Regions from separate parts of the Homo sapiens genome. Here region 1 is linked to region 2. The links are chromatin contacts, found by Hi-C or POLR2A ChIA-PET in ENCODE. All regions are on one chromosome and are shown on one strand. The core of a region is the stretch at or near the end of the contact, and the rest is flanking DNA. Distances in the headings are between cores, read along the strand shown. Region 1 overlaps PDZD7 (PDZ domain containing 7). Region 2 holds the start of PAX2 (paired box 2).

Evidence for each region. Hi-C counts contacts between places; a loop is a spot of excess contacts on that map. ChIA-PET counts read pairs that join two places held with the same protein, here RNA polymerase II (POLR2A). Pooled maps may share reads with other maps.
Region 1: a map of HCT116 shows a loop between it and region 2 (3-fold over the local background). The contact joins the enhancer-like site here to the promoter of PAX2 in region 2. A Hi-C loop is called at or near these places in 2 of 168 maps with a recorded cell type or tissue (HCT116 and naive thymus-derived CD4-positive, alpha-beta T cell), 7 of 37 single-sample maps with no recorded cell type and 13 of 50 pooled maps. POLR2A ChIA-PET finds 5 or more read pairs at or near these places in 2 of 52 experiments (Caco-2 and GM12878).

Annotation. Positions count from the first base shown.
Region 1 is chr10:101,012,366-101,015,585 of GRCh38, reverse strand. The region is part of intron 11 of PDZD7 (PDZ domain containing 7); the gene reads left to right. Among named protein-coding and RNA genes, the nearest start is that of LZTS2, 14 kb to the right of the region's middle. RefSeq lists enhancers at 1,295-1,344, 2,313-2,442. Within about 2 kb of position 1,970, at least 22 of the 41 ENCODE cell types and tissues checked have a DNase peak (open chromatin) inside an H3K27ac peak, as active enhancers do; they include HCT116, where a contact is called at or near this core.
Region 2 is chr10:100,744,268-100,747,532 of GRCh38, reverse strand. It overlaps PAX2 (paired box 2), which reads right to left and starts at 1,951. Exons shown (of 10, transcript NM_000278.5): 1 at 1,230-1,951. The coding sequence starts at 1,272. RefSeq lists enhancers at 1,219-1,760, 2,860-2,909.

The DNA of each region.
Region 1 (3,220 bases), core at 721-3,220, 270 kb before region 2:
AGCCCATCATTCATTCAGGCCACTGTCCACTGACCAGTGTCTGGGCTTGACACCAGGAGGCTAGTGGTCAGTAAAATCAGAAGTCACTCCTGTCACACACACACACACACACACACACACATCTGCCAGCTCACAGGAAGAAGAGCTAGAAAATCACTAGAACCTAAACGCCCATGGTGATGAGTCACATGAAGAGCTGAAGAAAAAGAACATGAGACGGTAACCCAGGAGACACACATTAGATGGTGTGGGCTGGGAGGCCCTCCTAGAGGAGGTGATATTTAAGCTGAGAAGAGAAGGAGCGGACAGGTGCCACGTGGGGAAAGTGAGTCCCTGCAGTCGCCTGCCTCTGCCCTCTGCAAGCCTCCATCCTTCACTGCATGCCACCCTCTGCTCCTAGGTCAGCCAGTAAGCCTGGCTTCATGCCAGGTCCTCTCCCCTGTTGCCCAAGTAAGTAATCCTTTGCCTCCCCCAACACCTAAACTGTCGTTCTCTGTTCTCTTCCACTTCAAAAAGAACCAGAGCGCCCCAGGGTGGAGAGAGAGTCAGATTTGAAGGAGTCTCTGGGGCCCACCTGTTGGGGAGGCTGTGGGGCACAGGTCACTCACTCCAGGACTGGCAGGTCCTCTCCTGTCCCTGTCTCAGGAAGGCCTGTGTGTGTACACTGGGCTCTTTGTGAGGAGTCTGCACACTGTGTGTGAGGGCGAGCTGGGGGGTCTTGAAAAATTGTTTGTGGATTCCCTCACCCTTCATCTTACTCAAAGTGGGGCTGTGTTGTATGTCTGTGTGGTGTGTGCACTGGCGTGTCTGTGGGGTACCTGGTTTGTACTGATATGACTGCATGATTGTGTGTGTGTGTGTGCATGTGAGCAAGCACGTGTCTGGCTAGCGTGTGTGTGTGTGTGTGTGTGTGTCCATGCATTGTCACCTGGAGACTGAGACATGGTCATTTATGCATCCTGTTATCAAGGCCCGGTTTGCAGCAGAGCTGCAGATAGGGGTGTGTGCTGGGGGAAGCTAAGGGGCTTTGGGCTAAACTCAGAAAGTGTCACCCTTAGCTCCCAGCGCTAAGTAGGGCAGCGTGTACCAGCCTCCAGTGGGCCGGCAATGCAGGCTTTGGCCACGAGGTGGGGCTCTGGGTCTGTCTCTTTGGAGGCTCCTTTTCCCTCATCCCTCCCTTCTCCTCTGCCCAAACCTCCCACTTGTGCCCCCATACCACCTGCCGAGCTCAACCACCACCCAAACCTGACCCAAGCCCCCCACACCAAGAGATCAGACCCTCTGCGATGGAGCCCTGGCTGGAGTGATGAGTAAAGTTCTCCTAGTGACTGGGGCATGTAGCCCTGAACTCCAGGCTTCCCTTCTCTCCCCATGTGAGCCATCTCTCTACAGCTGCCAGACCAGGAATCAGAAACCCCTGTCTGGTTGGCCAGGCACGGTGGCTCACGCCTGTAATCCCAGCACTTTGGGTGGCCGAGGTGAGCGGATCACCTGTAGTCAGGAGTTCGAGACCAGCCTGTCCAACATGGTGAAACCCCATCTCTACTAAAAATACAAAAAAAAAAAAAAATAGCTGGGCATGGTGGTGGGCGCCTGTAATCCCAGCTACTCGGTAGGCTGAGGCAGGAGAATCGCTTGAACCCTGGAGGTGGAGGTTGCAGTGAGCCAAGATCGTGCCATTGCACTCCAACCTGAGAACAAGAGCGAAAATCCATCTCAAAAAAAAAAAAAAAAGAAAGAAAAGAAACCCCTGTCTGATCGCTGTACACTCCCCAGGCCACCTGGTGACCCATTGTCTTTGGCAGAGGTGACCCATTGTCTTTGGCTCTCACATTCGAGGTCCTCCCAGATTCAACTCCCTAACCCACCAACCTCCACTTTCCCACGGCCGCCGCATAGGTTTATACAGGTTACAACCTGCACAACCTCAGAGACGCTACTCATATAGTCACAGCCTGTGCAGCAGCCCTGCAGGGAGGCTCTTCATGGACCCCATGGCCACGTTTAAACCACTATCTACTCGTTTTTCCACACCACCTTTGCAACACTTTCTTCCCAACTTTTGTGCTGTTCCCTACGTCTATCTTCTAAGAGTCAGTCAAAATACCACCACCTCCATGAAGCCCACTGGGATCTTCCCACCTTCCTCTGAGACTCCCTGTGCCCCATTGCCCATGGTTTGTAGTTCACCAGGGTATGTGACTCATCTTCCCCTCGCTCCCACTAGACCCAGTTCCTGAAGATCTGAGACAGGATCATTGTGCCCCTGCTGGCCAGTACAGGGCCTGGCACTTAGTAGGTACCGAATCCAAGTCCATGGACTTAAAGCGTGTGCACATATGAGGCTGGTTCTGCACCACATGTGTCTCTCCAGACAAAAGGGAATGTATTATTGATATGTGTATGTGTGAGTCGCTGTAACTGTGTGTGGTTTGGGGCCACACACATCATTTGTATTGTATTTATTTCCAGATATTTATGAATGACTCACTCTGACCACCAAGGCATGCTCTGTCTCTGTGCCTGTGCCCATAGAAAGTGTTCTATGCGTGCGTGTCCCTGACTCAGTCTCCCTCTTGCCACGAGGGGGCGATGTGCTGTCCAAATGGGATGGCTCCCAGTGTTCAGGTCTTCAGAGTCAGTGGGGTGTGGCTGGTGGCATCCGGGCAGTGCCAGGCAGAAGGGGCTCCACCCCGCCCCCCTCCAAGGGAACTGATTGGAGAGGCCCTTCCCCAAGGCTCCTATTCTAGCCCCGAACAAAGCCTAATTTGTAGGTCTGTGTGCAGACATATGCTGGGACAGCCAGGCACACAGCCTAGAGTTTGGCTCAAATTCCTTCCTTCTGCCTGGGATGTGGGGGTGGGGAGGAGAGTCCACTCCCTGCACATCCTTTTCCGGCACCAGAGCAGGCAAGAGTTAGACTTCCCGGGTTCCAGTCCCTCTTCACACTTCCTTATCTGTGTGGCTTTGAGTGAAGTCCTTCTCTCTGAGCCTGTTTCCGCATCTGTAAAACGGGAATAATTAATGCCATTTCTCAGGGTGGTTGCTGAGAGACAGTATGTAAAAGGCTTAGAAAAGTGTCTGTCCCAAAGCTGTTATCGATGCTGTTGCCATTTATTGCAGGTCTGTTATTACTGCAGGCTTCCACCCTGTCACCAAGATCAGACCACCCTGTGGCAGCTGGGGGTGGAGTGAACCTTTCCCAAGGCACGCAGGGCTG
Region 2 (3,265 bases), core at 702-3,201:
CTGCAGATAGGGAGGAGTTTTCTATTTAGAATTTTAGCTTTTAAAAAAAAAAGCCTGCAAAAAAAATCTCAGAATAGTTTTTCAAGCTAAAGACATGGCATAAATTCAAATTTTATTAAAATAATTCCCTCTTTTCTCTATTTTTTTCTCCCTTCTCCCTTTTCTTCTGTAACATCATGTCAACTTTCTTTCTTTAATTTCCTTTCCCGTGTTTGGATTTCTCTTTTCCTTTCTCCTCAGCTTTGGCATTTGCTTTCCTTTTGTTCTTTCCCCCTCATTTTTTGCTCTTTGCTGACCCCCTGGCCAGGTTGCTGGCTGCGTGATCCTCAATGGGGAGTCGGCAGTCTAGGCAAGGAGCCTCCAGAGCTGAGAGCAGAGCTGCACTCTGCCGGGGGCCCACCTGGAAGGCTGCGCTGCTGGCTCTCTCCCTGACTTCGATTTCTTCTCGGAGCCCCTCTTTGTTTTTAGAGCATCCCCCAGGCAGAGGCAGGGAAAGATGACCATCGTGTCTTGACAACCTGGGATTCCCAATGTGAAGGGAAGGGAAGGCAAGGGAAGGGGGGTGGGAAAGAAAGGAAGAGGAAGAAAATATTTCAAACCAACCCACAAGAAGCCTATGCTGGGCTGGAAGGGCCTGGAGATGCTGAGAGATGAGGGTCAGAAGGGGGCACCCCACCCCCACACTCTTCTGCCCAATTGTCCTGACACTGAGGCTGAATACTCTTGGAGTCTCCTGGACCCCACGACTCTTAAGTTTGAGAAAGATAAAGATGTGGGGAGACAGGAGAGGGAGGCAAACAGAGGAAGAGAGAAAGAGAGAAAAGACAGAGAAAACAACAAAACAACACCCTGAAAACTGCCTGCTAATTTGCCCCCCAGCCCAGGGCAAGAGGCTGACTAGGGAGAGGGTGGCTGGAACCAGGGCTCCGAGGCCGTGGATCCCATGACCTAAGAAGGAGCGGATAGAAAGAGCAAAGGCAGGTGATAGGGATCAGGGAAGGTAGGAAGGCAGGCAGACAGAGAGGTAAGAATGGGTGACAGAAGGCAGGAGAGAAACTGGAGGCATTAGAAACACCGGGCGAGGGAGAGAAAGAACGAAAAGAGGGACCAGAAGCCAGGGAGGCCTCCAAGATGGGACCTGAGCGCGAGGGGCCGGGGCCACGCTGGGACTGGACAGGGTTGGGACGGAGAGCCCCGAGCCGGGACAGGAGCCGGGCGCCGGTACTCACGGTGCATCGCGGAGAAGGGGTCTGCTTTGCAGTGCATATCCATGGGGAGGCAGAGGAGCGGGAGCAGCGCGGCCGCCGCCGCCGTGTCGCCTCTCAAACTCAACTTCAGGACTTGAGGAGAAAAGGGAGGGACGGTGGGGGAGGGAGGATGAGTGAACGCCCGGCTGCTGCGGGGCGCGCGGGGGCGGGGGGCGCAGCACTGCGCTCCCCGCTGGGGCTCCTCCGGGTTGGCCGGAGCTTGCAACTGCAGTAGCCGCAACTTGCCACTGTCGGGGCTCGGGGCTGGGCGGTCAGCAGAATGGCCCCGGGGCGGTGGGCCGGGCCGGGGTGCACTGGGGGCGCATGGCTCGCGCTGCAGCTGCAGCCAGGGCTGAAGCTGGGCGGGGGAGGCGACTCGCTCAGCTCCCCTGGAACCTGGTCATCCGAGAGGCGGTGGTCGGAGAGCGCGCGGGGCGGGGGCGGTCAGAGGGCGCCGGGAGGGGAGCCGGGCCTCTCCAAGTGCTGGCGAGTTGGCGAAGTTGGCAGAGAAGTAGCAATCCCGGGGATGTCCGAGGTGGCGCCTGCGGGAGGGGAGCGCGCGGGCCAGGCCCCCGCCCCCGGAAAAGGCAGGCGCACGCCGCCGCGGCCGAAGGGCCGGGAGGGAGGGAGGGAGCCGAGCGGCGCTGGCAGCTCTGGGCTGGCCCCAGGTGGGTTGCGGCTGCGAGAAGACTCGGCCGGAGACTGGAGCCTCGGCTCCCGGTGTGTGTCTCTCTAAAAGCTGCAAAGCCCCCTCCAGACCTCCTCCCCCTCCCCGCGCCGGGAGATGGATGACTTGTCAGACAAAGGCAATAGATTCCACCACTCTGTGATTCGCCAGCGCTGGAGCCCCGAGCTTCGGCGAGGAGGGCCCCGAGCCTGTCACTCCGGTGCCGGCTAGGGGAGGGCAGGGGAGGGAGAAATGGGAGGGAGGGAGGGAGGGAGCAGCCGGCGAAGGAAGAGGGAGGGAGGGGAGCGGACCGGGGGAGGGGGAATGGGAGCCCGGGATTAAAACTACACTGAGAAACGAAACTCGCCGATAAGATAAACGCTAGATAAGGATAAAGAGCGGTCAGTCTAATGAATATTCAGGTAACGACAGAGGGCCTCGGAGCGCGCTGCGCTGTGAAGCCGGGCTCTCAGTTCTAACTCGCCCAGCCCTGCCATCCACTGGCCAGTGCCCGCCTGGGCCGCGCGGCCCCGGGCCCAGTGCGCATCCCTAGCCCCAACCCCACCACCCTCGGCTCTGAGTTCCCTTCCGTTCCTTCCCGGCTCTTCCTTCCTCTCTTTCTGGTCCTTCCCTTTGGCCTTTCCCTCCGGAGGTACCTTCCCACCCACGCACCCCCCACTTCTCATTCCACGGAAAAGTGTCCAGCAGTTTGTCTTGTCCCCTCCCGTTCCACGCGACTGTGCGCAGGGCCTCCCCAGTCCCCTTGCCCACCGGGTCTGGGCAGTCCAGAACGCTTGGTTCAGAATCGAGCTGAAGACCTCCGGCGAGTACCCACCTGCCTCGGTGGGACCCAGCGGATGGCGGGAGAGCCGGGGGACTTGGTTTCTGAACCCTCGGGTGACTGGGAAGGGGGTACAGGGGAGGGAAACAGTGCGGAGCTGCAGGTCGCTGGCGGCAGAGGATGTGGGAGACGAGGCTGGCTCTCCCCGGCTGGGGAGAAGAGGAGGCTGCGGACGCGGCTGAGCGCCGCCCGCTGCTAGCTCGGTGGATCCGGGGCGAGCGCAGGAGGCGCAACCACGGGGACGTCCCCACTCCTGCCGGAGCCTCCGCAGCTCTCTCTGGCACTAGCTCCCTTGCTCGCTGGGGTCCGCTCGCACGCACCAGGCAGAAGAAGCCCTTTGTCTCCTAACTGGTTAAGTACAGAATATCCGGGAGATCTTCATGAAATATTTTCCCTCGTCTCATAAATCATCTTGGCACTTCAGCTGATGTTTTAACTCTCTCTCCCTCCTTCGCTCCCTCCCCCCGCTTCCCTGGGTCTGCGAAAGGGCGGCTCGGCGAAGCTTGCGCA